Linked DNA regions of Homo sapiens: region 1 is linked to region 2. A link is an interaction called in ENCODE POLR2A ChIA-PET data of the cell type or tissue named here. Cell type or tissue: CD4-positive, alpha-beta T cell. All regions are shown on one strand. Each heading gives the region's core, and the rest is flanking DNA. Links, peaks and the distances in the headings are about the cores only. Region 1 overlaps KPNB1 (karyopherin subunit beta 1). Region 2 has its middle 13 kb from the start of TBX21.

Evidence for each region. Peaks named below come from ENCODE experiments on the same cell type or tissue, not always from the same donor. Only the 100,000 strongest peaks of a DNase experiment are listed, where the experiment ranks them.
Region 1: POLR2A ChIA-PET joins it to region 2 with 5 read pairs; 10 of 35 experiments call an interaction of 5 or more read pairs at or near these places.

The regions. Positions count from the first base shown.
Region 1 is chr17:47,661,270-47,666,627 of GRCh38, forward strand. It overlaps KPNB1 (karyopherin subunit beta 1), which reads left to right. Exons shown (of 22, transcript NM_002265.6): 7 at 1,820-1,909; 8 at 2,890-3,000; 9 at 3,788-3,889. Among named protein-coding and RNA genes, the nearest start is that of KPNB1, 14 kb to the left of the region's middle. RefSeq lists an enhancer at 2,570-2,639. In CD4-positive, alpha-beta T cell, for the core only: CTCF peaks have their summits at 3,269 (motif pointing right) and 3,470; a DNase peak (open chromatin) is centred at 3,242.
Region 2 is chr17:47,717,229-47,722,568 of GRCh38, forward strand. No RefSeq gene overlaps it. Among named protein-coding and RNA genes, the nearest start is that of TBX21, 13 kb to the right of the region's middle. In CD4-positive, alpha-beta T cell, for the core only: CTCF peaks have their summits at 376 (motif pointing left) and 589; DNase peaks (open chromatin) are centred at 333, 1,212, 2,393 and 4,143; H3K4me3 peaks cover 663 bases; H3K27me3 peaks cover 397 bases.

The DNA.
Region 1 (5,358 bases), core at 359-5,358, 56 kb before region 2:
CTTCAGCAATAAGGTTTGATTAATATTGTTACTAATAATTAATATTCTGGCTGGGCATGGTGGCTCACACCTGTAATCCCAGCACTTAGGGAGGCCATGGCAGGCAGTTCACCTGAGGTTAGGAGTTTCATACCAGTCTGGCCAACATGGTGAAACCCTGTCTCTACTAAAAATAAAAAAAAATTAGCTGGGTGTGGTGGCACGTGCCTGTAGTCCCAGCTGCTGGGGAGGCTGAGGTACAAGAATCGCTTGAACCTGGGAGGTGGAGGTTGCAGTGAGCCAAGATCATGCCACTGCAAACAGACTCCATCTCAAAAAATAATAATGATAATTAATAAAAACATTAGAGAAGAGGGAAGAATTGTCATGGAAGTTGCCATCCTCTTAAAAAAGGTTTAAGGTGCCAGTGTGGTGGCTCACACTATAATCCCAGCAATTTGGGAGGCCAAAGCAGGAGGATCACTGAGGTCAGGAGTTGGAGACCAAACTGGGCAACATAGTGACACCATCTCTACTAAAAAATATGTATACACAAATAAACAGTTAAGGGAGAAAAGGTTTTCGATCAGCTTCGCTACTTCATTGCCGTAGGTTATTCAAGCCATTTCTACTAAAAAATATATATACACAAACAGTTAAGGGAGAAAAGGTTTTTGATCAGCTTTGCTACTTTATTGCCATAGGTTATTCAAGTGATTGTTTTCCCCTGTAGCCATTAAAGCAGCTTTGCTATTGCTATACCCAAAACCTGACCCTTCAAGAAGATAGAAGTAATATCTTCAGTCTGAATAGTATTAGTGAATTTAGCCGTACCATGGGTTCCACACGCACCTTTAATGCAAAAAAAAAGACTGAGGCCAGGCGCGGTGGCTTACGCCTGTAATCCCAACACTTTACAGGCGCATGTCTGTAATCCAGCTACTCAGGAGGCTGAGGCAGGAGAATTGCTTGAACCCGGGAGGCGGAGGTTGTAGTGAGCTGAGATCACACCACTGCACTCCAGCCTGGGAGACTCCATCTCAAAAAAAAAAAGGACTGGCTGTGGTGGCTCACACCTATAATACCAGCACTTTGGGAGACCGAGGCCAGAGGATCACTTGAGCCCAGGAGTTGGAGACCAGTCTGGGCAACATGGCGAAACTCCATGTCCACAAAGATTAGCTGTGCGTGATGGGGCGAGCCTGTAGTCCTAGCTACGTGGGAGGCTGAAGTGGGAGGATTGCTTGAGCCTGGTGGTTGAGGCTGCAGTGAGCCGTGATCATGGCCACTATACTTGCACCAGGGCGACAGAGCAAGAAGACTGTCTCAAAAAAAAAAAAAAGAGAAAAATGGCCGGGCGCAGTGGCTCACACCTTTAATCCTAGCACTTTAGGTGGCCGAGGTGAGTGGATTGTCTGAGCTCAGGAGTTCGAGATGAGCCTGGTCAACATAGCAAAACCCCGTCTCTACTAAAAATACAAAAAATTAGCCGGGCATGGTGGCGGGCACCTGTAGTCCCAGCTACTTGGAAGGCTGAGGCACGAGAATTGCTTGAATCGGGGAGGCAGAGGTTGCAGTGAGCCAAGATCATGCCACTGCACTCCAGCCTGGGCAACAGGAGCGGAACTCTGTCCCTTCCCCGAAAAAGAGAGACAAAATGGGAAAATAAAGGAACAGATAATGAGGGAATTAAAGGGAGAGAATGAATTTTAGGGAAATGATAACGTATCCCATATTTACCTCAATTAATCCTTAGGATTATTGGCCCATTTGAGTGAATCTAACTTTGTCAGATTGCGTTGTTATTTTAGTAAACTATCTGATCTGCTGTTCATAAAAGGTACGAGTGGCTGCTTTACAGAATCTGGTGAAGATAATGTCCTTATATTATCAGTACATGGAGACATATATGGGTCCTGCTCTTTTTGCAGTAAGTATTTCTATTTATGTGATTTGAGCTTGTGGCTAATTACAGAGCCCATCATCCTTAGTCGCTATTTTGCCAATTCTGTAATATTTTACTTAATACTATGGAATCAAGGAAATTCCTCGAGACTGTTCGGTTTAAGCTCATCAGTGGTGTGCCAAGAAAACTGGTGCTAACTTTGTGTGGGTAAAAGACCTTCATTTTGAGGTCAGGCCCGGTGGCTAACGCCTGTAATCCCAGCACTTTGGAAGGCTGAGGTGGGCAGATCACCTGAGGTCAGGAGTTCGAGACCAGCCTGGCCAATATGGTGAAACCCCGTCTATACTGAAAACACAAAAATTAGCTGAACGTGGTGGCACGTGCCTGTAATCCCAGCTACTCTGGAGGCTGAGGCTGGAGAATCGCTTGAACCCAGGAGACGGAGGGTGCAGTGAGCCAAGATCACGCCATTGCACTCCAACCTGGGCCAGAAAGCGAGACTCTGTCTCAAAAAGAAAAAAGAAACAACCTGCATTTTGAAAATCTGAGGCTGGGCATGGTGGCTCACGCCTGTAATCCCAGCAGTTTGGGAGGCTGAGACTGACAGATCGCTTGAGTCCAGGAGTTTGAGACCAGCCTAGGCAATATGGTGAAACCCCGCCTCTACAAAAAATACAAAAATAAGCTGGGTGAGGTGGCATGCACTTGTGGTCCCACCTATGGAGGAGGCTGGGGTGGGAGGTTTGTTTGAGCCTGGGAGGTGGAGGTTGCAGTAAGCTGAGATTGTGCTGCTGTACTCCAGCCTGTGTGACAGAGTGAGACCCCATCACCAAAAAAAAAAAAAAGAAAAGAAAATCTTTCTTTTCCTATCTTTTCTTTCAAGCCTAGCTTCCTTTTTATAGTTACATTTCTGAAATTTGCATGTCTGTGGTTAAAGCCGGGTTGGGGCAGGGACTCACTTGAATCAGTACTTATTTGGGGCCTGGGGTGTTTTTCTTCTTAAGATCACAATCGAAGCAATGAAAAGTGACATTGATGAGGTGGCTTTACAAGGGATAGAATTCTGGTCCAATGTCTGTGATGAGGAAATGGATTTGGCCATTGAAGCTTCAGAGGTGAGCTGGGGAGAACTATTACTCTGAATACGCTTTGGGACATATCTCATTTGTGGATGATGTTCCCCTTCTAGGAGAACTTTATTCTGTCTGGGTTTAGAGGGTATCTCCATTGGCAGAGATTTTGATTTTTCTGCTAGCCAGAGCCCTTCATGAAGGAGGCACATCAGTAATGAGGGCTCACGTTCTTGCCAAGCAGTCAGGCATGATTGATCGTAAATAGTGGTATTATCACTGTGAACACAAGGGGGCAGCAGGCTGTCGCAGTTTACCAAGGTGATGCCTGATGCTGAATTATTTCCTTTTGGAAGTCCTAATGCAAGCCTAGGATGTATAATTGATACTTTACTAACTCTGGTGAAAGAGTCAGATATGGAAGAGAATGGGGAGTTCTGTACTTGGGATCTTTGAATTCAAGTTTTGTTTCCAGCTTGGTCTTTACACACTTTTATTTCAGGACAAAAATAAAAAGGTTTTTTTTGGCATCTTTAGGCAAACTGAGTGTGTGTTGATCCAAGGAACACTGAAATATCAGGTTGTCCATATGAATTGAACTTATGAAAAAAAAGTTATACTTAATGTTGCCTTGGACCTATATTATATGGCCTAAAAGATTCTCACTGAAGTAGACCAAAAAATTAGCACTTTCCAAGATCACATTGTATGTTACCATTTGTCCTTGTATGTTTCTGTTTCTGTTAAGAGATCCCTGTTCGGCTCTCATTGTATGCCTTTAGTATACAGAGCTCGGTTGCTTTTGTCTAGAATTTGCTTTGTTTCTCCTCAGGCAGCAGAACAAGGACGGCCCCCTGAGCACACCAGCAAGTTTTATGCGAAGGGAGCACTACAGTATCTGGTTCCAATCCTCACACAGACACTAACTAAACAGGTGAGTTACCTTCCAAATATAGGTAGGTAAGCTGTGGAACCTTACTAAGAGTAAACTGTGGAAACTTTCCATGGAAGGAACTTCGCAGCCCATCAACTATTTGATGTTCTGTTGTTGATGACTTAGAAACAGCTAAGCTGCATCTATAAGATCCCCTAGGCTCTGACTTCTTTGTGAAGGAGAACTGAGTCTTAACATCTCAGATGCATCTTGCTCAGGAATGAGCCACATGCTGCTCTGATTTCCTGAGTGCTCCATTGTCCAAACTCATAAAAGAAAGGTGCTCTGTCAAAGCTTCAGTGAAGCAAGGTTAGGAGCAAAGATGTGCTGGTTTTAGGCCACTTGCGTATCTGTTGTAATATCCAGGATACTTTCGTGAGTTCACAGGGTGTATGTTTTTAAAATTCTAAGGAAGTTGGATATAAGTTATTCAGATGCTAATGAAGGACCCCAACCCAAGAAAGAAACCCTTCTACTGATCCTTTAAGATAATTAACTTCAATTATTAAGATTCAGGATGAAAGTAAAGTGACAAGACTTCATAAAGATTGGGGTCTAATGAGTAAATATAGAAGTTCTTTTATGAGGACCGTGTCCTGGTTGCTTTTGTTCTCCTGACTTGATGCAACACAGTGTTTTTTGATACGGTATTTGGGAAGCTTCTTCTGGTGCATGTGAAGTATTACCAAAGAGCTGCTAGTACTCTGACGAAACAATGTTGGTAACTGAGCATTGCATCATTTCTTTGTACACAGGAATGTAATTGTTTTTAGGGATGTGTATAATTCTCAATATAGCAGTTTCAAAAGCTAAGTAGGGATGTGTTTGGATTAAAATGAACTGGGTGTTCCCTTAATTTTCATCTCTCCTCTCAGGGTTTTTTTGTTTTTGTTTTTGTTTTTTCTTTTGTTTTGAGATGGAGTCATACTCTGTCTCCCAGGCTGGAGTGTCATGGCATGATCTTGGCTCAGTGCACCCTCTGCCTCCTGGGTTCAAGCAGTGTCCCACTCTAGCCTCCCCAGTAGCTGGAAGTACAGGTGCGCACCACCACGCCCAGCTAATTTTTATATTTTCAGTAGAAGCGGGGTTTTGCCATGTTAGCCAGGCTGGTCTCGAACTCCTGACTTCAAGTGATCCGCCCGCCTCAGCTTCCCAAAGTGCTGGGATTATAGGCGTGAGCCACTGTGCCTGGCCTATAGTTGCTATTTTTATCTTTTGACTTCGTGTCTTTACTTTTGTGTGTGTGTGTGTGTGTGTGTGTGTATTTTATATATATATTATATATTTTATATATTATGTTATATATATTTTATATAATGTTATATATTATATATTTTATATAATGTTATATATTATATTTTATATGTATTATGTTATATATTATATATTATATATTATGTTATATGTTATATATTTTATATGTACTACATATTATATATAATTATATATATTTTATATATATTATATAT
Region 2 (5,340 bases), core at 1-5,000:
GGGGAGACTGAGATGAAACCTCATTTGGAGCCTCAAAGGTCAATGCAACAGTGGAGCCAAGTCCCCTGGGGTAGAGCAGCTGGAGGCAGCCAATGAGGCGAGAGGCAGGGGACCATGTCACTTTGAAGGGATGCCCATGCCAGGCCTCCAGCCCAGAGGTGAGAAGGTGGCCAGGCTGACTGAATAATGATCTTGCCCCTCCCCTTTCATGGGGCCCTTGGCCTTGTGGGTGTTGCAGGAGCCGAACTCTCCCTTCTCCCCACAGACAGCAAAAGCACACTGTGGATGGGAGGTGAGGGGGAGGATCAGGAGATGGTGTGAAAGAAATAGTTCACCCCTGCATGGGTGAGGGGGAAGGGAGAGGACAGTGCCCCCTGGTGCTGGCCTCTGTGTGTGCCCAGCACACACACACAACTCACATGAGGGATCAGAGAGCCCTATGCCCACCTGGACACTCCACTCCTTCCCAGACTGGCAAATGGTTGTGCCTGAGGACAGAAGCAGTGCAGAGGTGAGACTTCGCACAGGGTCTCAGGACTCCCTGCGTCCTCTGAGCTCAGAGGTGTGTGTCTCTGATCTCAGGTGCTGCCCTAGTCCCCCACAGTGGGCACAGGTGGGTCTCCTTCCCACGGATGGTCAAGCAGTTGCATTGTCACCACACCACCCTCCAGACTCACCCTGTCACATCACCCCAGATACACAAAGCACACGGACCGACCCAGTTCCATGCTCATCCCTTCCCCACCTACCAGGCTTCCAGGGACACCCACGTGCAGGGACACACTCCTCCCAACACACACAGCCAGGATCACAGTGCCACACAGGTGTGTCCCACGTGCCACAGGAACCGAGGAATAGTGCACACTAACACATGCATGGAAATCCCACACCCATATGCAGACGCGTACACTCCTGGCTCTGAAGCTGACCTCATTATCCAGTGGTGTGCTGGCAAATGTTTAACAACCAGCTCTCCAATGTAAGCTACCTCAGCACTGAGCACTGGGAAGAGATACTCATAATTGGCTCTTGAGAGCTGGCATGAGCCAGCTCCAGCCCACCACTCCATTATCCTTCATAGAAATCACATGATAAAACTTAAAACGCAGCTGGGCAGCCCCAAGGAGGGCTGCACCTGGGCAGCAGTGACTCATCAGGGCAGCTTTTTTCCCCGTGGGAGTGCCTCCCCTTCCCTAGCTTCACGCACCTCCCCACTCCTGTCTGGACCCCACTTCCTGCCCCTCTCATTCCTCCTCCTTCCTCTCTGTCACTCAGGGCTGTGAGCTGTGGCTGGTACTCAGGCACATCTCGTTCATCCTTTCTCTCTCTGCCATGGCTGAGGCCACCAGGTGTGGAGGGTGACAGGCTCATTCCTAATTCTAGTAGGCTTCCTGGAGGAAGAGGACACGGCAATGCCATATGTTACCAAAATGCTGTAGCTGTCTGTGCCTGGGCTGCCACTGACCTGTATCCACATCCTTGAGCCAAGTCCATTCCTCTTTACTTTCTTCTTCTGTCTGGTCATGAGGACAAGGGGTCTGGTTTACACTGAAAATTGTGAGAAGGGGAGGGAATTCTCAGCTTGCAGGGTAGCGAAGGAAGCCGTTTAGAGCCTGTTCTGAGAGTGAGCACCTCTGGTTCTAGCCGCACTCTGTGAACACTGTGCGGTTTCTCAGTGCTTCTGTTCCTCAGTGGACTAGGTGGTTTAATTTCCATCACGGCTCTGACATTTTGGCATTCTATATTTCTGAGATTACTCCAAACTCCACTCAGCAGGAAGCTTCCCTTAGAGCTAATCTTGATCTCTTTCCCTGTAGCTCATGAGGGAGGTGACAGATGTGGTTCGGGAGTATACCTGGGGGACTCAGGGGCCTCTGCTCTTGGTTGTGACTCCTAGATTATTCCTGCCAGGCACACATGTAATGGGGCAGGGGCAGAGAGAGAAGGAGAGAGAGAGGAGGGAATAAGGAAGGAAGAGAAAGGAAAGGAAGAAAAGAGGGAAGGAAAGAAAAATGAAAGAGGGAAAGAGAAAGGAAGTGAAATGATATGAAAGAAGAAAGGAGGGGAAATGAAGGAAAACAAAAGAGAAAAGCAAAGCAAAAGGGCTCATCGTGGATGCAGAAAGCAGCCAGCCTTGCCAGTAAAGTAGCCAGGGGTACATGGAGGGGATACAGAAGGCTGTTTCTGGTTGTTGCAAACCCTGTCTGTGTGAATCTGTAAAGTGGGTGCAGTTCTGGGTCTTGCTGAGCCTTGGGCTGGGTCGTGCTAGGGCAGAGTGCTCTGGGCAGGGGCTGGGGTCCGGGAGTCAGCCCACTCCTCTGCCCAGGGCCTCCTGCCACTGCTTTGCTGCTCCTTCTGAAAACAACTGAAACCGCAAAATTGGCTTGTGGTCGGGTGACTATCAGTCACTGCTATTCAGCTTGGCTTCCTAGGATGACTAAGGGGGTTAAAAGTCCCTCCCATTAGCCCCCCAGATTTTCAGGGGAGTCAGAGGCCAAGACAGAACATTGTTTTCTTTGGAGGCTTTTGCTAGGGTCTGAGTTCCCAAGTGGCAGGGCCTGCGCGCACTGTGTCTCGCAATGTCTGTGGGTTCAGGAGCTGGGGGGTCACCAAGGTGGAGGTAGCAGTATCCCTGGGCTTGCACACCCAGCAGCTTGGAGTGGGGAGGGGTTGGGGTGGAGGACGCCTGGGTCATCAAAAGAGTCTCCTTTCAACATGCCTCTTCTGGTCCCAGTTCTCGGGGTAGCTAAGCTGCTGATGCTGCTAGTGGGACTGGGTATCATGGGTCCCCTTGGCAGGGCCTGGGCACCAGCTAGGCAGCCCAGCTGCTTGAGCTGCAGAGAGTGCTGGAACTGCCCCTGCTGTGCTGAACATCCCAGGTGCTGGGTCCTCCTGATTCCCCATGGGGTTAGAAAATTCACAACCTGGGAGGCAGGAGGGTGGGCTCTACAGGGTTCTGTATTCCCTTTTAGTGGCTCTGAGCCGTCTTGCTCTGACTCGATTTCTCCTTGAGATGAAAGGCTTGGATTATCTCAGCACTGACCTTTCGCGTATCTGTGATGCTAGAGAAGAAAGGGAAAAGGCAACCACTTTGTAGACCCGCAGGCCCCCTCACCACACTGCCCGGCTATCCAGAAGGTCCTGCCCACATCCAGCGCTGCCCTCCTCTCTCTTTGTGACTGCCCGTGGTCTCAGTTTCTCTCTTTCCCTCTCTTTCTTTCTCCCTCTGTCCTGCTCACTTTCTGTTTAGGCTCCCTCATACTCCCCCCACCCCTGACAGCGAGGTGCACGTGAGTTCTTCTGATTGCTGACCTAGACCTTCCTAACCACTCCCCGGCTGGGTTCAATTTCCCCAAGGGGTGAGACCCTCCCCAAACTCTCCCACCTACATCCAGGGTCTAGGGGTGGAGTTTTGATATCTCTTTGAGCCCTCAAACAGATGGGAAGGTTGAGGGTCTGCATGGCACGTCTGTGACCTGCCCCCACCAGGCCGAGGGTCCTCTGCTGGGAGGAGGAGCCAGTTTTCTGAGAGGGAGGTGCCGGTATCCTCAGAGACTCCTGAATTCCCAACCCTTCCCTCCCGAGGTGGGCGGGTCTCCTCACAGGGAGGCGGAGGGAATCCGCTTAATACCCAGGGATCAATGCCAAGCGGGGGAGCGGGACGCCGATCAGACATGTGACTCGGGAGGCATGATGAGCACGTGCAGACCCAGAACGTGTGAAGAACATACGTGTGGAAAAAGTTTGTGTCACTGATAGGCACATCAGAGGCATGACACCTTCCTTCCCTCCTCCACCCGCCCTCTCCCTCGGGGGGCTAGAGGGCCCCCCTACATACCAACCACACACGTGTTTTAAGTGTGTGTGCACACGCACACATGCAGCCGTCTGGAAGAGCATGGCCGGGGAGCTGGGCTGGAGGGGTGGAGGGGGAAGGGAGAGGAAGGCAGGGTCGCCCCACCCCCACCCCGTGCCCGTGCCTACCGAGTGCCGCCTCCCGGTGGCTGGTGAGGTCTCTGCCCCCTTGACTTTTCCCTGCTTCGAGGAAACACCTCCCTTTAGGGGAAAGCGAGATGGTGAGGGGAAGGAGGGGAAGCACTGACTCTCGGCAGAGGCATGAGCCTGATTTTCCAGTCCGGGGAGGGGCGGAGGGAGATGGCACTGGGGACGCCCGGGCGATGGGGCCTGACTCAGAGCCAGAACCACAGGGCTCCTCCGCTGTATTGTCGTCGGGGAACTAGAAGCCACCAGGTTTATAAGAAACTGCAATTCATCTCTGCCCTCTTCCACCCCTCTGCAAGGGATCAAGGTTAGACTAGAAGAAGAACTTATAGCCCGGGGCAAGAAAGGGACTCTGCCTCAGGTGATTTTTTTGGAAGCCTTCCCTGGGTTTCTTCGAGAAGAAGGGCCTGCCCCAAGGGGGTTAGATCGTAAGAAGAGCCTGGGGCCAGGGCGTGGGGCCCCCCATTTCCCTGTTTGTTGTCAAGGAAAGCCCCCTCCTCACTTCCAGCCCGGAACAGGAGCTCCTAAGAGCTGTCGACAGAGCTACTGCTGAGGCTGCGGCAGGGGCATACAGGGATCCCCAGAATCCCAGGCAGTCTGGCTGGCATGGAGGGGATGAGGCAGCTGGTGGCTCCACTTGGCTCTGCTGCCTCACTCTTGGCCACTGGCTCACGTGTCCCAAGGTGAAAAGCAAGAGGGAGGAGAGTGCAGGTTCGATTAGCAGGAGGGCAGAGCAGAAGGTGTGATGAACTTAGGCGTGGGCAGAAAGACGGAAGCACTGCCTGGCAGGGCACATGCCCAGTGGCATTCTCTTCCCATTCTAGGAGCTGCCCAGGCCCCTTCCCTCCTCAGGCAGAAACACCTAACAGCTTGGATGGCTGGCAGTGGGCTCCGTTGCCTGGGGCAGGGAGTTTGGAGAAGTGAGGAAGGCTCCTGCCTCTCACTCCACCTGGAAACCAGGACTCCTGGGTCCTTCCCATCTGGACTCATCTTCCTCCACTGCCACAGTGGCTGCTGTGTGACGAAGCTAGTCCCTGCCCCTTTCGGTCTCTCAGCCCTGCTTCCCCACTCCTACCCCATCAGCAGGATGGGATTTGCTGAGTAACGGGGTCGGGTTCTGCAGGGTCATCAGACAGAAAGGACACCAGGAGAGGTGAGAAGAGGCCTGGGTTGAGGGAAGGGTAATGTCAATTAGGACACCAGGATGACTTCCCAAAACATAGGGGAACACTCACTGGGTGACATAGAGGGCCCTTCCATCTTGCCTTTCTCCAGAGGGAATAAGGAGAAGGACTCAGCCCGGGTTGGGTTGGGTACCTTATAAGGAGAGAGGGTCAG